Linked DNA regions of Mus musculus: region 2 is linked to region 1. The links are chromatin loops, found by intact Hi-C in ENCODE. Cell type or tissue: left cerebral cortex. All regions are shown on one strand. Each heading gives the region's core, and the rest is flanking DNA. Links, peaks and the distances in the headings are about the cores only. Region 1 overlaps Fam110b (family with sequence similarity 110, member B). Region 2 overlaps Fam110b (family with sequence similarity 110, member B).

What was found. A loop is a pair of places that touch in the nucleus more often than their neighbours do. Peaks named below come from ENCODE experiments on the same cell type or tissue, not always from the same donor. Only the 100,000 strongest peaks of a DNase experiment are listed, where the experiment ranks them.
Region 2: it touches region 1 in a loop (4-fold over the local background); 6 of 42 quality-filtered maps call a loop at or near these places.

The regions. Positions count from the first base shown.
Region 1 is chr4:5,721,334-5,726,713 of GRCm38, reverse strand. All of the region lies in intron 1 of Fam110b (family with sequence similarity 110, member B), which reads right to left. Among named protein-coding and RNA genes, the nearest start is that of Gm24337, 36 kb to the right of the region's middle. In left cerebral cortex, for the core only: no CTCF peak of the experiment used is centred there; DNase peaks (open chromatin) are centred at 1,247, 2,444 and 4,161; H3K4me3 peaks cover 2,065 bases; H3K27ac peaks cover 1,414 bases.
Region 2 is chr4:5,795,863-5,801,242 of GRCm38, reverse strand. Fam110b (family with sequence similarity 110, member B) reads right to left here. Exons shown (of 3, transcript NM_173426.3): 3 at 142-2,974. The coding sequence starts at 2,659. The coding sequence ends at 1,559. Among named protein-coding and RNA genes, the nearest start is that of Gm24337, 110 kb to the right of the region's middle. RefSeq lists an enhancer at 907-4,416. In left cerebral cortex, for the core only: CTCF peaks have their summits at 997 (motif pointing left) and 2,949; a DNase peak (open chromatin) is centred at 3,176; H3K4me3 peaks cover 1,349 bases; H3K27ac peaks cover 1,221 bases.

The DNA.
Region 1 (5,380 bases), core at 277-5,276:
CAGACATCACTACTTTCTAGCTTTTCCATTAACACACAACACTTGGGTGCAGCTCACAGGAGGTGCCCCGTGCAGTCTGATAGGGGAAAGTGAATCCACAGTAAATAATGAAAAGACAACAGCTATCTATTTTTAAGGTGATTCCCTTAGAGAGGCAGGGAGTATTCCAGCAGACCAAGAAGGAAGGAAGGAAGGAAGGGCTGAGGATACAGCTCAGTGGCAGACACTTGTCCACCATGACTTGGGCCCTATGTTAGATCCCAATCCTATAACTAAATAATTATTACGTATAATTATGATATAATTGAGGATAGTATATATATATATATATATATACATATATATATATATATATGTATATATATATATATATAAAGTTATTATATAACTACGTCAATGTATCCCTCCCCAGATGAGTGTCTGAGCCTAAGTTTTAAAAGGCAGAATGGTTCTGTCTATGTCTGCAATAGGAAGAATGTCAGGCCAAGAATGATGGTTATACAGAAGAGATGCCTGGACTTTTGTAGAAAAAACAAACAAACAAACAAACAAACAAGCCATCATGACTGATTACAAATTTTAAACTGTCAAAAAATATCCATTTTTATTTTCAGTTTTCAAGCATAGATTCTCCCTAATGTATTAAGAACAAAAAGTTAAGTGATAAAAGTGTATGTTGTGTTACTTTGCAAAAACTTGATCTCCTTTTATTAGTAGATGCTAGCTGGTGCTGTGGCCCATCAGAGGTCCATCAGGGAGTGTATTAGGGTAGGCACTGTACACAGTGAGGGTGGATGAGGTTTGTACGCAGCAGGTGTCATATGAAGAATGGCTGTGTCTTCATTTCACCCCCATGGTGTCTCACAGCTGAACACATCTTCCCACTGTCTCGAGGCTATCAAAGCCACTATGCCAAACTCCATTACGGGCCATGAAACTTCCACAATGCTTCGACTTTCCTCTTGAAATTGCTACGTGAGTTAATGCTGACTGGATAATTTATTCCTTCCCAGGAAGATTTGGGAGTGAGGGCATGTGGTATGGTGAGGTACAGTTAGTAACCTGAAGGGTTTCTCTGCCCAAACTGTGTACTGGACCACTTTAAGCAGGATACAGACCGAGACAAGAGAAGTTATTTTCACAGAATATATAAACTGCAATCTTGGCTTTTCAGGACCAGGAAACACTTTCTGACAGTTTTTAGAGTCTGCATGACTCTCTCTGCTGATAGCAGACGCATGGTGGCAGCTGGCCAGCCCTGTGACTGGTGACTCAGGACACAAGTTTCTGTGGAGTCTGCAGGCTGACACAGAAAGACATCGGTTTTCAAGTTTAAGGACTAGGAGAGAGGCAGGGGCTCTGAACCCAAAACAAGGTTCTTTCCGGTGATTCTTTGAACCTTGGTCTTGCTAATAACTATTTTTTCTTTCATAATAGAGTACCTTTATTGCAGAACTTAAGGCTTTTTTTTTTTAATCTCCCTGTCTGGAAAATGAACCAGGCAATTCTTAATAGAATAAAAACTGTTGAACATGGTAAGAACACATCTCCCTACTGTGACATTCCAACTGCAAGAGCAGCATCTTTTGAACAAAGCCTGGAGGCAAATACTTCCTCAGGCGTGGTTGATAAATACCTACATGTGGCTATTTCCCAAAATGAGATCTGCTAACACTCACTGTACTAAAGAAGCTTCATTGAGACTACGAGAGGTGAGACAAAGAAACCCATCCAAAATGAAGGCTGCACACATCTGTGAAGAAACAATAGTACATTACTTCTCCAGCTAAAAACCAGAGAGCAACTCACAAGCCTTCTGCCTTCCTCTAATTAAAGTATGATCTACTAAATTCTCCTTGTTTTCGAATTATCTGGGAGTCAGGACTCAAAGTGAAGTCAACAGCCCTGACATACACCAACAAAGACACCTAAATAGAAGCAACACCGGCTTTCCCAAACCGAAAAGAACCAATGAGAATCACTCCCAGGCACATGCACCCTTGCATTCAGGTGAAAACAAGGCTCCTCCATGAACAGACAAGCAATCTCTCCCTGCGAGAATGTGTATTAGTATGGAGCACTAATACACAGTGCACAGACAGCGTCAACAAAGCAAGATCAAATTAGACAGATGACACTATCAGCACGCTTCATTTCATGCATGGCTGTGTTGCTCAGAAGAGAGAAAGACTCGAGTAATTACCGTGAACTGAGACTCCTTCACTGACCTCCGCCTGCAGCTAGCTGCAGGTCCTTATTCCACCGAGCCTTTGCAACAAAGAACACCTGCTCTGCTGAGTAGGACTCCTTCTTTAATGTAACCAACCATGCACCTTGCCTATGTTCTGCAAGAACACAGCACAGTGCCTCTGTATCTACGTCTCTAATGCAGCATAAGGATTACTGTGGAAACCTATCAAGCGTGTGAGCAGCAACGCCAGCCAATGAGGATAAGGCACATGCGGAGTCCAGCACATGCTCTCTGAGGCACAGGCTGTCACCAGCACTGAGCAGGCTGCTAATCTAATTATAGCTAGTTTGCTAGCACAAGAGTTACTGGAGCAAGGCACCGGAGCAAATTAAATTTTAATAAATTAAACCCCACAGACACAATCATCTTGATTTTCTGTCATTTTAAGGATTAATGTATTACCTCCTAACCCGTAAGTGAATTTTAAAGTGTGTTCTTATTTCCCTCTCATCTAGTGAAACAAAGAATACTTAGATCAATGAGTGTGCTACCTGCTAACTTATACTGAGACCCCAGCACTGAAGAACTATCATCAATTTGGAGGCTCAGACATACTAGTGAGGGAGCTAGAAAATCCAAGCCTAGCTTTATTTACCATGATTAGTAATTTGCCATTAATTTTCAAAAGTGCTGATCAATTAATTTCTTTTCAATATAGTTTAAAATGCCATGCAGATTTCCATCCACAGTGGAAAAAGGCTAACCAAGGTGTCAAAAATCCTGAGTATAATGATAAATAATTCACAGATCAAAGTGAAAAAGTGATCGCAAGTCATTCTAAAAGGTGAATTTGCCTGTTATACAGTTTTCTGAGAAATGTTGTCCTTGGAGCCAGGTACTGTGCGAGGCAGCTTGGTATAGACTGAAAAGCATATGCTGTCATTAGTAGTGTGCTCCCTGGCCTTATGATCTAGAGCTTTCATTCCCAAGTTGTATGGCCCATAACAAGTATCTAGTCTCTGCCTCTCAGACATAACAGAAGGAGTCAACACAAAAGGTTATTACCAGTGAGCTCTAAGCAGTGAGCACATGAGGTCAAAATTAAGCAATCATTTTTTATGGAATAATTTGACCTACCTATCTACCTACCTACCTTCCTTCCTTCCTTCCTTCCTTCCTTCCTTCCTTCCTTCCTTCCTCCCTCCCTCCCTCCCTCCCTCCCTCCCTCCCTCCCTCCTTTCCTCCCTTCCTTAACTGTATCAAGGGAAGTAATAAATAATTAAATAATTAAATGATAAATGGTGATGGTGCTGACAGCAAGCCTGACCAACCACAGTTCTTTCACAAGTACTCACTGAAGTTTGGAGTCATTTCCCTACCTCTGTGTATGGAACATTCTTGGTTGTCTACCAATGCAGTGATCTCTATGAAATTATAAACATAAGTGAATCTCACTAATGACATACAGAGTAGACTATAAAACACACATTTCAGAAGTACTTGGGTTTTGTAACGAGAAATTCAACTTCAGAGCTACAATTTAGAAAGAAGAGAAAGAGCAAGCTCACCTAGTAAAGGCAACGTTAGCTGTGAGATGAACCGACCTGTGCTTCTCTCAGCATTAGTCTCCTTCCTCCAGACAGATTCTATAGGGTGAAAAGCTGAGCAAGTCTGCTCATTTTTAATTCCTGGACAACAGGCTGCTCTCCAAAGCCAAGTTCCACCTCAAGGATGCAGTGTAAATCTCTTACTGTCACACATTCCATTCTTTTGATATTTATCTAAAACTTGTCACAAAGAGCTGCTGTATTCCACAGGCACTGCAATTTGCTCAGATATTCCTAAGAATCATCAAGAGAAATGGAAAACAAGTACTGACCAAGAACACGTGACTCTTTTGGAAAAAGAAACCAGCGTGAGGAATGGCTTGACTCATGTATCCCCATGGCTAATGATTCATGAGTGATGCTCAGGCAGGAATGCTGACATCCACAGCAACCTGGAACTACAGGATGGAGAGAAGCTTGCCAGGGAAAGTGGCTGCTGGCGTATTGCAGTGACGGGCGGAGCCCATCACAGTTCTCATAAGGCAGAAATCTAGAAGGAGCTCCCTTGGTCCCTTGGACTGAAGCACAGCTCCCTGCAGGCTGTGGGATGCAGACTAGTAACACTTCTAAGCATTTATCTAGGAAGCATCTAACAGTTTCCACCTTCCTCTTCCTTTAACAGGCGGCTAGCTCAAAATAGGCACTAAAAAGCTGTTTGATTAATTTGTTTCTTGCTTATTTTGTTGAAGACATTAAACAGATACTTTCCAAGAGAAGGAAGCAACTGTCCTTTCTTGGATCTTAACCTCCAACAGATTCCAATATTTGTTTGAACCAGAATAACAATCCATCAGTAGTCTTTCATAAGGCCACTCTGTGAGGGGAAACAAGGTAACGCATTATCTGTACCTCTATGTGTACACAAGTGCTGCACGTCGCACATGCACACACAGGTAAGAAACATTTCTTTTTGAGTTTCAGTCAACTCATCCTTGATTTTGAAAACAAAAAAGCATTTTTTTTCACTAGGTATAAAGGCAGGCTGAGCTGGGGAACAATGCAGGACGAAGTGTTCTGACTCTACCAGAGCTTCCACACTGACAGGGAAACAAATGGCCACTGTGTCATTATTAATGAACAAATGAGCACTAAGGACTCAGTGAACCGCAGTGCAGCACAGGATTCTGAAGGCACCTATGTGGGTGAAGAGGCTGCTCAGTATTGGGGACCATTCTCTGCTGCCTCTGTGATGACAACTTCAGAAGTTGTGAAGGTCGTGAGAGGCTACAGAGGCTGGAAAGTGCAACAGGAAGGGAAACAAAACCAGGCCAAAGTGGGAAAAGAGTGACAGAAGCCCTGAGGAAATCTAGATGATAGCTGGACTTATTCCTGTAGACCTTTCTTGTATCAGTCTCCCATGATCCCGGCCTATTCTCGTTGCTGTTGTTTTGTTGTTGTTATTTTGCTTTCATCAACTTGACACAAGCTAGAGTTAATTGAAAACAGGAAACCACAGAGGAAACAAACAAACAAACAAAACAATGCATCCTTGAGATCAGCCTGTAGGATCCAAGCCTAGGGGCACTTTCTTAATCAGTGATTGATGTGGGAGGGACCAGCCTACTGTAGATGTGGCCACCCC
Region 2 (5,380 bases), core at 54-5,053, 75 kb before region 1:
GTGCTGCTCATAATTGTTGAGCTGAGGTGAGATCAATGTAATGGAACAATGTTTCTTGATGCCTATAAAAATGTGCTTCTGACCCACAGTCCACAGTGAAATTCTTATGAAGAAAATAAAGGACAAAGAAATCAGCACAGGTAAAGCCTACACCAGAGCTATTTATTAGCATAACTTTCTTCTTAGATTCCAGAACAACTAAAGTATGTACAAAGTCTTACAGCATTCACTCTGTTTAAAGGCTCCTAGTAGCTGATGAGGAACAGGATGGCTCTGCTGCAAACCTGTGGGCTATGAAGCAGTGCAGCAGCAGACCACCACTGGGGTCCTCTGCTTCCACTGCCAACATTCTAGCAGCTGGCTCATAGCGCCTGGAATCACCTGAGGAGGGAGGGCAGGTTATTGTGGGACCGGGCAACAAGAGACAACAGGGTGGAAAGCTACAGTGTTTCTACAGTTTTCTAGAGCTGTAACAAATACCCTCAGCCTGAGAGAGGAGTATAAACAAAGAAACAGCATCACACTGCTGCAATGTGAAGCTGGGGGCACGGGGACGAGGTGGAATGGAGACTATACTGACATGAATGGTATCCTCACTTCCCTTCACGTCTTCAGAGAGTGCAAACCTGCAGAAATCCAACCCATCTGCCCCAAACAGAACAACTACCATGGGAGCAAGGGAGGAAAACAACAGGAGTTAATAGTTCTTGGCCAAAAGCACAAAACAAAATAACGTTTTAAAAATAGCATTCCATATCAGCTTTAACCAGCTGTAGAGTGGTACTTCCTGTTGGGTTACTACTAGAGATTTCTGAATTATCCCACTTTGAACAGCATCACCAGTCTCTCCACCCTCCTCCCAATCAATATTTAACCTTCTACATTTGCTTATCCCAGATTTTATCTGATTGTCTTTCCTGGGGTCATTACTACAGAAATACCAACTTGTACAGTGAATTGGAGTGAGGGCTACACTGTTGCCCCACAGGGCTCCACCAAGTGGTAAGAGAATACCAAGCCCGAAGCAAAGGAGCAAGGCCCCCCACTTGATTTCACATAAAGAAACTCTAGCCTGGCCCTATCTGTCAGTCATTCTGTGTCTGGTGACAAGTCCCATATATTTTCCCAGTGTTATGGTCTCCCATGTAGGCAAAGTGGCTTTTTGTTTCAAAAAGATTCTGCTCTCAACTTAGAAGCCAGTTGATAAAATTTTTAATTAAGACACAATAGCGCAGGGTATAAAAACACAAAACCACATAAATATCGAAGAAATCGAAACCTTTTTTTTTTTTTTTCCTGTAAACAGTTTTGCTTAAGAGCAAAGCCCTAATCAGACTCTGGCCGGAAACTTTTGGCAGATGTTCAGCAAGGTTCTGCAGAGGTGTGACCAAGGAAGCCAGGCCAGTCGCCATGTTGACAGGCATGCAACTTGAGAACATTGCACAACAAGCAACACAAAGGGTGGAGAAGCTCACAACACTTCAAGGAGACCTCACAACCTTCACAACTGTGTATGCACAGACAGACCCACCCCCCCTCCTTTTCACCACTGTGCCTCTTACACGTGGGACACCTTCTGTGACTCTCTAGCTTGTTTGATGCTATATAGCCACTTGATGATTCTAGCATTTCTTTCAATGGCAGAAATGCCATATGGCACCCGGTCATTGGCACTGTCATCATTTCTAAGGTCACTGTTACTGTCCTGAGACTGTTCACAGTCTGAGCTGATCATGCTTGCGCTGCGGAAGTTGAGAGATATGATGTCAGAATTAGCCCTTGCAAAGTTCTCCATGCCAAGGTTTTCCAGCTCTTCCGGGTCAAGTCCGCAGTAGTTGAAGAACCTCTCCACATCTGCATCTACTCGGAAATACCTGTCACTCAAGTCTGACTTGGACCGCTGAAGGGAAGGTCTCCGGCTGACCCCACAGGCTGGTTCCACCTGGTCAGCCTCGGGGGACTTCATGGCAGCCACCTTGGGCTTGGGAGGCAGGGGAGGGGCTGAACTGCTGCAGGGGATGGCTTTAAGGGGCTTCACACTGGTCACTTTGCGGATGTCTGAGGAGCTGTGTGAGACGTGCAGGAAGGTCTCCGCGGACTGCTCCAGCAGCCTCCTGCTCACGTGGGAGCTGCTCTCCTGCGGGCTGCCATGGCCAGGTGTAGGGTACACCTTCAGCGACTCTGCGAAGGAATGCCGGTGCAGGTCAGTGGTGTCCCTGTGAGGCGGCCAGTTTCGGGAGCTATGCTTGTGGCCGGAGCCAGAACTGGACCCCTCTGAGCTGTTGATGATGTTCTTGAGGATCTCAAGCTTGAGGGTCTCACGTTGCACACCGCTCTCGGTCTTGGCATGGTTGCCGAACACCTTGAGAGTGGGGCTGCCCAGTGCACGCTTGGTTCCTGGGCACACAGGGGGCTTGGCCAACACGGCCGGCTTCACTGGCTCCTGCTTGGCATTGATCACCTCCTGGCTCTTGACGTATTTGGCCTTGTCAGCCTCCAGCCGCTCTACCGCACTGAGTCTCTTGGGGTTGGGCTCAGCCTGCCTGCGGAAGTAGTCGGGTCCTTTGTTCAGGATGCGCAGGGGCACCGCCGACGTGAAGGTGCCCGCGGGGCTGACAGGCTTCACCATGCTACCTGTCTGTAGAGTCTCCGTGGGCATGGTGGGCGGTCTTTCCCCGGCAGCCGTGGTGGATGCTCTTCTGGGTGCCTCTGGCCGGCCTGAACAGACACATGTACACGAAGCACAAAGGGCAGATGAAGGATCCTGGAAGCAGTGTCAGCCGCGGCTGCGCCTCATCTCACAGCTCATTAACCGCCACTGTGGCTTCGGTGCACTTTTCTCCCCTTCCAGGCCGTTCCTACACAAAAAGGCCACAAGCCACAAGTTCCTTTTAATAGGCTTGGCTGCCTCCTTTCTTCTCCCTGAAGGCTGTGGGAGTCTCCTTCAGGTCTTTGTGCTCAACTGCAGGCAGAGCTGAAACACAAAACAACCAACCGCGGGTTAGGAGGGGCGGGTGACATCACAGCTCTAGCAACAGAGGAACCCCGCAGTGCTCCCACCTCGGTGGCACCCCAGCCTGCCAAGAGACCCCCTAAGGTCAGTGAGGCTTGCAACTGGCAATTCCCTGTTAACTTGGCACCGAGGGCAACTGGGACCTCTCATGGAGCCTGCGCCGCCTCGGCAGCAGCCAGATGTGGGCGTTTGCCAGAAAGAAAGCAGCAGAGGCTTCCCACGGAACTCTTCCAGCTGCCTCCCCATTGGTGAGAACCGCCTCCTAAACACGCCTGGCTGGCATCACATAGAGTGAGACCCAGGAAATACTCGTGAATTGAGAACTGAGGGTTCAGCCAAGCCCTGTTCCGTTCTGCAGCTCATTAAATGCTAGGGACTTCCTAAGACCTCCATCTGTTTTTGCAGCAACGTGGGTGATGTGCGCTGTTGTGTCCCTTTTGCAGTGCTGTAAAACTTGTTACCACTTCTGACCAATCTGTCAGTGAAACCTAAACCAATCATTTCTTTAATAATAATCAATTCTTTAACAATTCAAAAACTGGAAAGGTGATGAGAAATAGGGGTGGCAAGAAACAAACCAAACCACAAAAGCTTGTAAGAAATACAACCAGTTTCAGTTTTCTGACTTTTAGCAAGAAGTATTGTTTCAAAGCATTGTTCTAGAAACCAAGAATGCATGTGAAGTTTTTCTCATTAAAATTTACATTTAGTTAAAAATAACTATTATAGAAATACTCAGAGGGGAAGCATATGAGTGGATAAGTTAATTATAAAATGCTATATAATTTCTTATTCTTGACAAGTGTGAAACTTCGTCTTTCCTTTTGCTAGTAGGAGAGCCTACTTACCAACCATTAGCATTCCAAAGCAGCCAGACAATGACCTCACCAGTGTTCTCTTATAACAAGGAATATTAAGAGAGTGATACATCTAGCTAGCATGCTGAGTTACAAAGGTGAACAACATCTAAGGTGATATTACTGTAAGTTTTTCCTGTCATGTGAGATACTGAACACAGGGAGGAAATAACCGGCATCTCTCCTGATAATTTTCTCAAATGCTTCGCCTCTAAATACAATCTATCCTGCTTTATTGGAGCCAATTTTCGTAATCTGCAAAGGGATTTGTTTTAATAAAAATGTGTCCTATGCAATATTTGAGAAACCCCAAGGTGATGAATACATAGTGATTTCCTTTAATTGTGCGATTCTAGTTTGATGCCTCAATTTGGTGAAAAAAAAAAAAAATCAAACAGAAAACAACACCCTGCCACCACCCACAAAAATTAAGTGAGATTCTTTCTTTGAATGTAATTTGAAGAAAACTGCTGGAAGAAGCCCTAATTCTTTGAGCCTGTATGTTGGTTAATCTGCTATTTAGGTTAGGGTCCATCTCACTGGGCAGGGAACAGGGGTGTCTTGAGGAAAGCAGCATCCTGGGCTCTACTGAGCAGACAGCATAGCAACCAGCAAGCCTGGGCGGGGAGGCAAGCCCAGCGATCACAGGTATGGTATGGAAGAGAGAGATGCACACAGTCAGCCTATCTGAGGAAGGTGTCACTGTGGCCTTAGAAATACTTTCTCTGTGACCTCCTCCTTTTTAACTTTTACCCCTTTGCCTTAGAAGCCAGAGTACCCCCTCCCCCTGCAGCTCCCTCTAGAAGCAGGGTATAGAACCCACAACCTTCCCTTAGGTAGATCGTATGTTTTAATGTGCTCTCTGTGCATCAAAAAACCAGGTGGTTCACCTTCGGCCTTTGAGCTTTTAATCCAAAGGCTCTAATCTAATGTAAACCTAAAATCAACTATTTTCCTGGATTTTTTTGTTTGTTTTTGTTTTGGGTGTGTGAGAAACAAGAAAGAGTCTTTTATATAGTACTTTACCCATGGTTAACTATACAACTGTCAAAATGCCTCTATGTCAGGGAAAATGCTGGAAGGTTAGAAAAGAGTGAAGAGTGGGCCTTAGATCTATGCCTAAAGAGAGTAGCCCTCCAAGGTACCCACAGATGGATCAGAAGGCAGCAGCTGAGCGACCTTTCATGGGCATGAATTAGATAAAAGTCCTATAATCCATTCCTGCTCAGAAACATTGTGGCTCAAGGACCCAAGGCAGGTGGTCATTTTAAATTTCAAAATGGGCTGTAGAATATTGGTGACTGACTTAACTTCCCATGCTTTCTGCTTGGACTGTTCTTAGGGGAACTTTCTCCTGAGTAAGGGGTGTGGTGGTGATCAGACAGCATCACTGGTACGACATCCTGACATCCTCGCTGGCCTATGCTCCTCTCTGCTCTCCTCTCTTCCACTTTCACTCTATTATGATCAAAGGCACAGCACATTATCACCACGGCCCAGCTAGCCTGCA